Regions from separate parts of the Homo sapiens genome. Here region 1 is linked to region 2. Evidence: chromatin loops called from intact Hi-C (ENCODE). Cell type or tissue: PC-9. All regions are shown on one strand. Links, peaks and the distances in the headings refer to the core of each region. The heading gives the core; the rest is flanking DNA.

Region 1 (5,391 bases), core at 252-5,251, 62 kb before region 2:
TATATACATGTATGTGTGTGTATATATATTGACTATATATTCTATATGTAAATATATTCTAAATGAGAATAAAGTTGGAGAGCTAGATATATACACAAGTAAAAGCATGCTTGCCTTAACTAATAATAGGGCTATATTAGCCAAATTAGATTATACATATACACACATACAGAAAATAAAATATTGATGGTGATTATATGTTAAGAATGAACTCATTCAGTGGAAAACTTTATAAACTTTTAAAATTATTTTTCTGCTTTATTTTGCTTTTTATATAAAAACTTGCCTCGTAAAATCTTGCTCAAAATTGAGTTCTGTGTACTTTTCTCTTTGCTTCTAAACTTGTTAAAGAGATGTAATGCTCTACCTGTAACTGTCAATATAGATCAATGCACAGTATACAATAGAATGAATTGTATTGATCTAATATTGGCCTATTTTTCTTATATGCATCTTTGTCCTCCGATCTATCACAGTGCTGCTAATTTCTTGGAATTTTTCAGCTAAAAATGCACAATAATCTATACTTTTAATGAGAATATTTCTTTGTAATGAATAAATGAACGTTAAAAATAAGCTAAGTATACCAAGAAGCAAATAAATCAAATTAAATTTGGCTGAAAAGAAGTTTATAAAATTGACATTCACCCCCAAACTAGCCTTTAAATTACTAAAAAAGACATAAATGCAAACATCACGTAGAGTGAATAACCAACACTGAGTGTCAGTTCTTTCTAGCTGTTTAGGTATGTGGCAATGAAATGACCCATGGATAAGAAAAATACACACGTTGGTTCTGTAATGTGCACTAAATAATCTGAAGCAGGGGCAGCCACACAAGTTCTAACACTTGTGTGAACACACAGGGATTCCACGGAAAGGGGGTTAAGAAGGCACAAGGGGATAGACTAATCTTTGGGGGAAAATAAAAAAAAATAAAAGAATGAGGTTTAAAATTCTCCAGATACCAGCAAATGAACTTCATCCCTCGCCTCCGTATCCCCCCAAGGAACAAAAGCCAAATAAATGTTGTCTTTGTCTTACCACTAAATACAGGTATGAATCCCAGAAGATAAAGAAAACCAACAAAAGCTTAACTGAGATGTTAAGGATATTCAGCTTTCCCTTTGATAGTAGAATATTAATTTATTTAAACTTATTTTAAAGAAAAACTAATGCCTGGTTAAAAGGTAGTTATTTATAGGAAATTTTTTCATGTTGGTGGGTGAATAATAAAACTTTGATGGAAGATTTAATGTTTAATTTTTCCAATGCTGTACATTATTTAGTTTTCCAAAGTTTTGAATTATGATGGCAATGTTTTTAGACAGGTCTGATTTTGTAAAATTGATGTTCAGTAATGATGATGCCAGATTTAAACTTAGCTTGAAAAGGAAATCTGTGTGTAGTAGAAGTCTGGAGCAAGATCAGATTCGATTCGCGAAATGTGTTACACATTAATAATGATGACCTGTTTGTTACAGTGCTTTATAGCGTTCAAAAGTTGTCACATTTGTTATCTTCTATGCTGCTCACAAACTCTGTTACATTAGAAAAGTGAATTATTTCCATCTTACAAATGAATGAACAGGTTCAAAGAGGCTAAGTGGCTTTTCTCCCTTCTCTGGTATCTCTTTATAGAGTCCAGTGGCCTGTGGTTTAGTGTAGGGACATGGACAGGAGGCATGGATCTTCTGTGTCACCAGTCAGGCCTCTGGCCTACCTTTGTCATTTGGAAGCCACTGTGGGTTACAGTCCTGTTAATTGGCCTGTATTGTGAGGGTCATCATGGAGTGGAGTAAGGAACATAGGAACAGTCTGAGCTTAGATAAGGTGGTACTGCTTAGAACCTAGACACAGATATATGGATACCATGAGGCCAGAGGATTCAGTCTGAAACACACAAATTGAAATAGAGAGATTGTGATCAGGTCAGAATGGAAAGCATGAATCTGAAACAGAATGAGGAGAAACTGTACATTAGATGTAAGAGAGTTTTAGCTTTTGATAGTTTAACCTCCTGAATAGAATTATTATGTGTTAATTCCATCTGGAAAACACACAGTCATGCCTGGTCTTCTAACCATAGTGTCCGTGGTATGCTTGTTTACATTAGGAAAAAGAAAGCTTTGGGTTGAAAATGCTTGGTTATTTGAAAAACTTTTCATTATGAAAAATGTCAAACATAAACAAAAATAGATCTACTAATATTAAAAATATCTGTGTACCTGTGACCCAGCTTCAACAACTACCAAGTCATGACCAAACTTGTTTCAGTTATACCTCCACCCACTTCTTTACCTCCTGTAAATATTTCAGTATGTATCTGTAGAACATATGCCTTTTTATTGAGTGTTGCACACTGTATTAAAAAATCCAAAGATAATTGAAGTCTAAGATAAATTTCTACAGAGAGGTTTTATGTTTGCTTCTGAAGAAACAGATTTAGACAGGAAAGGTGGCTTTTCCATGATTATAGAGTTGGAATTTAAACTCCAGTCCTTTGACTTCAAGTCTAATCCTCTATTATATGAGATTGTTTGAAAAAGAAAGAAAACTTGCATTTATTCTAGATTCATGATCTGTTGTAGCCACTGGGCTAAGTGCTATATGTACTTTACCCATCATATATGTCTTTTTGGAAATGGTGAGTGATTAAATAAAGTACACTTTATCCTCAGTAACCCTGTGATGCAGGTAATTTCCTATTTTATTTTTATTTATTTATTTATTTATTATTATTATTTTTTTGATAAGGAACTCTCAGAGAAGTTAGGTAAATTGCCCATGGTTACAGGGCTACTAAGTTACCACTTAAGGTTAACAGTCTACCTTAAAGCCTATTATTTCCATTAATGATTATAATAGTGTTTTCTAAAAAAAAAAAGCCTGTAAAAATACATTTCTAGCCAGGCACGGTGGCTTCTACATGTAATCCTAATACTTTGGAGGCTGAGGTGGGTGGATTGCCTGAGCTCAGGAGTTCAAGACCAGCCTGGGCAACACAGTGAAACCCCATCTCTGCTAAAATAAAGAAGAAATTAGCCGGGCGTGGCAGCATGCGCATGTAGTCCCAGCTACTCGGGAGACTGAGGCAGGAGAATTGCTTGCACCCGGGAGGTGGGGGTTGCAGTGAGCCGAGATCGCTCTGCTGCACTCCAGCCTGGGTGACAGAGCGAGACTCTGTCTCTAAAAATATCCACATTTCTTGTGGATCTGTATAGTGTGATGTGTATCTGTGTGTTCGCATGTATTATACTATTTCTATGAAAAAGTGTGTACGTATTCTAATCTTGAAACAGTTCTCCTACAAACAGAATTTTAGGATATGAATCACAGTAAACTGAAATACCAACATTGAGACAGAGGCACAGGAGGTCACTGTGGCCACTGCAGGCAGGCCGGAAGTTGCCATTCACTTAATGTAATAGATTCTACCTTGTCTTTTCCAGCCTAACTTGCTTTCTGCTAAACTCATGGTTTCATTGTACGTAACAATTAATTTTTAAAAAGTCATTTTTATTGTTATCTTTTAAAAAATGATTTAGAGAACTATCCAATTCCTCTGAAATGAGATCTCACCAAGGGCATTCTTGATGAACCCATCATGTTAAACTTGTTTGAGCCATGGACCAGGTATTTTGCCTAATAAGGCGCAAAGCATGATTTACTGAACAACTATGCATCTGTGTCATATCTCAAAAAGGTTGAGTGGCTCTGGAATCAAATTGCCTTGTATTTGATTCTCAGATAAGCTACTTGCTAGTTGCATGGTTTTTGATAGAGTATTCAACATCTCTTTCTTCAGTTTCCTCTTCTGAAAAATGGAAATGATAGAAAGAATGTCTACTTCATAGTGTTTTAGTAAAGGATTGCATAAAATAATCCACATAAATAATTTAATAAATGCATTTTAATATTAGCTATTATTTGGGAGATTTTTGGAGATACAAGCAAAATTCTATACGTGCAGAACTTAAACACATTCTAACTTACTCCTTTCCAGATCTAATGAGGTCCCGTCCTTTAGCCTCTTCCTGCTTCCTGGGCCAGGAAGGATTAGCTATTGACCTAGATGCACACATCATTTTTGAGGGATACTCCGGGTACTCCAGGGTCTGCTGGCATCTCTCATTCATGCATTCCCTCAGAGTTGGTTCTCATTTTGTTTCTCTATAATTGTACTGGCGTATCATGTTCATATCATATAATTTACCCATTTTAAATATTCACTTCAGTGATTTTTAATAAATTTATCAAGTTGTAAAACCACAACAATATCCAGTTTTAGGACACTTTCATCACCCTAATATGATCCTCTGTACTCATTGTCAGCTAATCACTGTTCCCACACAAGTCTCAGGCAAACACTAATTTACTTTCTTAGGTGGATTTGCCTATTCTAGGTATTTCATTTAAGGGCAATAATACAATAATACAACATATGGTCTTTTTATCTGTCTTCGTTCATGTAGCATAATGTTTTCAAGGCTCACCCACTTCATAGCACGTATCAGTACTTAATTCCTTTTTATGGTTGAATAATATTCCATTGTATGGCTATACCATGTTTTGTTTAATCATTCATCAGTTGAAGGGCATTTGAGCTATTTCTGCTTTTTGGCTATTATGAGTAATGCAGCAATAAATATTCATGTGTAAGTTTTTGTGTGAATATATATTTTCAATTCTCTTGTGCATATACTTAGAAGTAGAATTGCTAAGTCTTATGGTAACTCTATGTTTAACCTTTCAGGAACTACCAAGTTATTTTCCAAAGTGGTTGTGTCATTTTACATTTTTTTCTAAGATATAGGGTATTATTGTGTCATTCAGGCTGGAATGCAGTGGCGGGATTGTTCCTCACTACAACCTAGACTCCTGGGCTTAAGAGATCCTCCTGATCTAGCCTCCCCAGTAGCTGGGACTACAGGGTTGTGCCACTGTGCCCCGGTAATTTTTTTAAAAAATTTTTGTAGAGTCAGTGTCTTGCTATGTTTTCCAGGCTAGTCTTGAACTGCTGATCTCAAGCAATCCTGTTGCCTCTCCCTCCCAAGGTGCTGGAATTACAAGAGTGAGTCACTGCACCCAGACTCACTTTATATTCTTACCATCAGTGTACAAGCATTCCAGTTTCCCTACATCCTCATCAACACTTGGTATTGTCCTATTTTTAAATTATAATTAGTAGATATATAGTATATTATTGTGGATTTGATTTGCATTTCTCTTACATCTAATGATGTTGAGCATTGTATCATGTGCTTATTGGCCATTTTTACATTTTTTTGGAAAAATATCTATTTAAATCCTCTGCCCATTTCTAAAAATTGGGTTGTAAGGGTTCTTTATATGTTCTGGGTACCATTAGTAGATCCTTATCAGATATAT
Region 2 (5,391 bases), core at 319-5,318:
GAAAGAAAAACAATACAATAGTCAGTGCAAACTGAACCTTTGTCAGAAAATGTGTGTCTTTTATGTTACAGCTGTGAACTGCTCATGTGAAATGTGTGCTGAGTGTCATTCATTCCAAAAATATTTATTAAATACTAACATGCCTGGTTTTGTGTTAAGTCCTGGAGGTATGGCACCTGGCAAAATGGCCTCACCAGAACTCACTGATGAATGCAGTAAAAAATACCTGCATCGTGTATTGCAAAAACAATGTAACATTTAATATCATTGCCGTTTTTATTCTCCTGCTTTTATCTATAGCATTATTTATTTTTCTCTCATATAGGGCAATTTCCACAGAGAACATATTGAGTCTAAATTGCTCAGTACAGTGTCTATCATGGTGCAGGCAACAAGCAGCTGGTCTGGGAGAATAAGATATTCAGAGTTGGATGCTTTCATAGCCGTTTAAGCTGTGGGTATTACCCAAATGAACTTTCTATACAGCTTTGGAAAATGGACTGGAGTATGGAAGTATCTGGGTGTGGGGAAGAGACAGAAGTTATTCATCAGGATCTCAAATAGATCGATTTTTGGACAACAATTGTCTGTTAGGGTTTTTTTTTTATCCTTTTAATTTTGAGATAATATTAGGCTCATAGGAGTGTTGCTAGATAGTACAGAGAGTTCCTGTAGGCCTTTCACTCTGCTTCTCCTAATATTAACATCATATATAACCACGGTACATTGATCTAAACTAAGAAATTAACATTGATACAATACTATTAACTAAATGACACACTGTATTAAAATTTCAGTAGTTTTTCCACTAATGTCCTCTTTCCATCCTAAGATCTAATCCAGGAGGTCACATGGAATTTAGGTTTTGCTTGGTGTTAATTGAGCTATTTCTCTACTCTCGATGTCCTATTGATATGATATCACCATTTTTGAAAAGAAGTTCTCACCTTCGAATCTGTAAAATGCTAGAAAGGAGATAGGAAAGAAGGTAAAGTGGGAAACAATGGGAAAATTTTCTTTTATTTTTTAATTTTCAATCTACCTGCAGGGAGAACAGCATGACTTAGGAACATGGTTTTTCTGACCCTCCCTATCTTTTTAGCCCTGAGAAAATAAAAGATCAAGTACTCTCTTTAGAAGATAACCTTGTAAATCTCTAACGGCTCAACAGCCATTTAGTCTGATGCAGCCCTGGATTGCTATTTCCATTTCACAGATGGGGAAAATGAAGCCCTGCCCTGCTGAATGATTGTTTAGGATCACAAAGCCCTGACTTACCTATAATAAAACTAAGACTAAGACTTACAAGGGGAATGGGGGAATCCAGCTCAGCCCTGAAGTCTCTCTCAGTGGTTAACCCTTATTATAAGAAATGGCATTTATTTGTCAGGATATAAGAACAATGTTTTTACAAGGAAAAGTTTGGAGCAATAACCGAAAATAAAGTCCCTTAGTACATCTGGGGGAATGGGGAAGCATTCTATATTACTCTAGCAATGAACTCTGGCTACTGCTGAGCTAAACTCTAAGTTGCAATTAGTTTAAGCTGCAAACATCAAGCACCAAAGGAATGCTGGGCTTTCATAGGTGCAATGTTTTCAAGCCAGTGACTTTATACTATGGAGGCATATTCTGAAAAGGCTGGCAGCATTCTAGACCCAGGAACCTGAGCTACAGACATCAAAGGGATTCACTTCTTAATTCTGGACATTTGTAAAGTCCACCAGAAGCAAACATGCTGGAACTTCAACAGCAGGTATTACACTGACTGTAAAAATCATCCATCTTAGTCAAAATTACAAACAGGTCTCCTTGTCTCCCTCCTCCCCACTCCATCCATCCCTTTCCCTCACGGTAAAAGAATCAACATGAAGCAAAATGTGTTCATTCCTCTGTACCAGTAACGATGCTGCCAGGGAGGGGGACTACTCCCTGGATCAAAGAGGCCTCTCTCACAGGGCAGTGTGTGGTGAAGGAACATTACTCCACAGCCCCTCTCATTCCCTTTCCCTCTCTCTTGCTTTTTCTTTCTTTCAACATTAGGCATTCTTTTATAGTTTCAAATTAACATTAAAGTACAATAACAGTGATTCATGGCTGTGATAAACAAAAAAATAGGGATACCTTCACAATAAAACTCTGTAAAATGCACAAACTGACACGTTTTAAATGACTCTTTAGTAACAGGGGAGAAAAAAAGCATATGAGGTAAATCCTTCACTGAGTAACTCACCAGGGAGACTGGTAAAAATAAATTGCACAGCTCTAATTTTCCTAGCAGCTTCCATGCTATTCTTTGAAACTGAGTACGAACCCCTTGGCCTAATCCCAAGAGCCGATCTATAGTAAATAGTGCACACTTAAGCCTAAGTTCCTTTTTAGCACCATTCAGACAGTGACTTCAGCCGCAGAGCTTAGTCATAGCAGACATTTTTGTGGTGAAAGCATTAAACCCACATGCAGCTCTCTTTCTGTGGCCACTGGGGGTCATGCTCCCTTCCCATTAGCTGAATAAATCATAAAGTCGGCTCAGACCACCCAAGGAGTGCGACCAGCAAGCCACAGGCGATGCCTACAGCCGGTTATTTCTTTTCAGAATCTACAGGGGGAAAAAAGCAGAAAAAGAAAAACAAGAAAAAAAAATACACTGCAAAACAGACTGCCTGTAGGAAATCATTTGAGTTTTTAAAAATGTGATCTCTTTGAGAGTAACCCAGTGTTTTCTTGTTTACTTATTTATTTTTTAGTTAAAATCAGGGAGCCTGATTTAAGAAGAAAAGTAGCCATTGAAAAAATAAAGTCACATGCATGCCTTTTGTCATATGCTGGAGTTTGCTGACCAAAAAAAGAAAAAAAAAATCTTCTCTGTGGATTTTAAATTAAGGAAGGCCACCCTGTGTGGCCAGGCTCTTCAGGTGGTTCCGATAAGACACAATGCAGATGCAACTGGGGGGCCCTGCATCCGGCTAGCTTACGTAGCCAAACGGGATTTAACGAGGAAGCAAACGTGTTGTCTAATGTTCCCTGTGTCAAATGATTCACTCCGCCCAGGAAAGGGATGGGGTCCTGGAGGAAGATCTGCAAGTCACAAGTTCCCATCAATCAGTAAATAAGATAAGAAATAGGAATTTTAAACATAACTATTAGCAGGCAACTGCTATCACATCCACACACTGCAGCTCATTATGTTAAATAGTCTCTTCGGGGAGTGTAGTGCGGGGGAGAGGAGCAGAAGGGGGCAGAGTGGTGAGAAAGAAGAATTTTTTTTTACATGCATTTTTAAAAACTGTGCTTTATTTTAGATAAGTCTGTAGATGTGCTGTAATTTTAAATAACTGTAGAAGTCTAACAGGCAACTAAAATTGTGACACCCCCTCACAACCCCATAACTATTACCCTACCTCCAAGTAAAGTCTAGCCAGAAAGAAAGTATATTTGAGGTGGGTTCCAGTGATTTCCTCAGGACTCTGGGACAGGTAGCTGTTAGGATCTTGAAGGAATTTGAAGCTGAGTGGTGATCCCTTTTGTGTCCATGAACAGTCTCCCTAGTGTGTATTTGATAAACTTCAGTATGTGATCTTGTAAACTGGTTATTTAGGAAGCACTCAAATTAACACACTATATTTACCCTTTGTTTAACTTCAGAACAATGTAGGCAATTTCTTTACCAGTGTCCACACAAAGCTCTGCCTAAAATCTTTAAAGCCCTCATCTGCAGTGACCCCCTTGCTGCTCAAGAAAGGACAGCCCCTCGGTCTACACTGGGGCATATTACATGGTGATTTTGAGACTCTTGCCCACCAGGGAGGAGGGCCGGTTCACTTATATCAGTTACATTTGTGACTTAATATGGTGAGTTGTAAGGTCACCCTCAATCAAAGCCATCTTGTATTGAAGCAATTTTAACTGTCAACAGCCTATGTCTTAAAAATCTCACGAGAAGACAAGTGAATCCACCTGTTGATAACCTACAGCCCATTATGAATTTGCTAATTAAAATTTCCATTTGCTAGATTACACAACTTTAACTGTGTAATAAAAAGCTGCTTCCAAGGTAAACCAAAAGCATTGTAAACAAAACCCCTCAACCACGAGGTTTCACTCATCCTTGTGATGACTTTCATTTCTGTTTTATTCATGAATATATTTTCCACATCATTGAGAGCATAAAGCATTCTTAAGTAGATGCTTTGAACCATCCTTCCTGAGTCAGAGTGCTTGGAAGAATTAGACCAACTGCTGCATCGTGTCTAGCTGCTTATCTGTGATCCACCCCACTTCTGGAAATAGGGACATGTCCCCTATGGACACAACATAGATAAAATGGCCTGTGCCTGCATTTATGGGGTCTGTGTTGCAGAAGAAAGTAAACAATTCCAAAGAAAATAGTCCAGAAGAAATAGAAATGCTACTAAAAACAGATGAGATTTAAGAAATAAATGCCTTTCTTTATGAATAAGCATCAGTAGCTTGTGAGGTTAGCTCTTAGGCTGTGTGATTTGCAACTTTCCTTTGGTCAGCCTCTGCCAGAATTGATTTTCTTTAGTGTTGTTGAAAGTGTGTGTGCACATACTAAGGGACATGAGTATAAACTATACCATTTGGATGCACACAGATTGGGAATTTTTACTCTTATAGGAAATAAGGTAAAAAAAAAGAAGTCAGATGTTGGAACTTTGAGTTACGAAGATTAAGATAGTAGGATTGAAAGGGATTACTTTACTTTGTAAACAATACTGTTTTAAAAACAACTTACTCCAGCTCAACCTGACTACATTTCCCAAGATAGGATGAGGGGAGCATTACTCTCTCTCTGTTCTCCAATTAGATTCCATTCTCTTCAGTGCTCTCTGCCCAGGTGTCTCCTTCCATTTTTCCTTTGCCATCTCGCTGAAGTTTATCTGTCCTCTCTCAGCAGGGTTGAACTCTGTCTTGAGATAAGCAGCTACTCTAATATTAGTTATAGACGACATGAAGACTCTAGGTTCACCATAAAATCATTCTTTCCTAGACTAAAGCCTAAAATTAATGAGCATTATACATTCTTTTTTTTGAGATGGAGTCTCACTCTGTTGCCCAGGCTGGAGTTCAGTGGCGCGATCTTGACTCATTGCGACCTCTGCCTCCCAGGTTCAGGGTTCAAGTGATTCTCCTGCCTCAGCCTCTGGAGTAGCTGGGATTACAGGCACAGACCACCACGCCTGGCTAATTTTTGTATTTTTAGTAGAGACGGGGTTTCGCCACATTGTCTAGGGTGGTCTAGAACTCCTGACCTCAAGTGATCCACCCCTCTTGGCCTCCCAAAGTGCTGGGATTACATGTGTGAGCCACCGCGCCTTGCCAGCCATACTTTCTTAACTTGAATTACTATCCCTCATCCCATCACTCCCC

The links. Peaks named below come from ENCODE experiments on the same cell type or tissue, not always from the same donor. Only the 100,000 strongest peaks of a DNase experiment are listed, where the experiment ranks them.
Region 1: a loop joins it to region 2, with 4 times the contacts of the local background. A loop is called at or near these places in 2 of 110 quality-filtered maps.

Annotation. Positions count from the first base shown.
Region 1 is chr4:144,292,150-144,297,540 of GRCh38, forward strand. All of the region lies in intron 2 of LOC105377462 (a long non-coding RNA gene), which reads right to left. Among named protein-coding and RNA genes, the nearest start is that of GYPA, 150 kb to the left of the region's middle. In PC-9, for the core only: no CTCF peak of the experiment used is centred there; no DNase peak of the experiment used is centred there.
Region 2 is chr4:144,354,115-144,359,505 of GRCh38, forward strand. The region is part of intron 2 of LOC105377462 (a long non-coding RNA gene); the gene reads right to left. Among named protein-coding and RNA genes, the nearest start is that of GYPA, 220 kb to the left of the region's middle. RefSeq lists an enhancer at 1,547-3,453 and a silencer at 2,330-2,399. In PC-9, for the core only: no CTCF peak of the experiment used is centred there; a DNase peak (open chromatin) is centred at 2,417.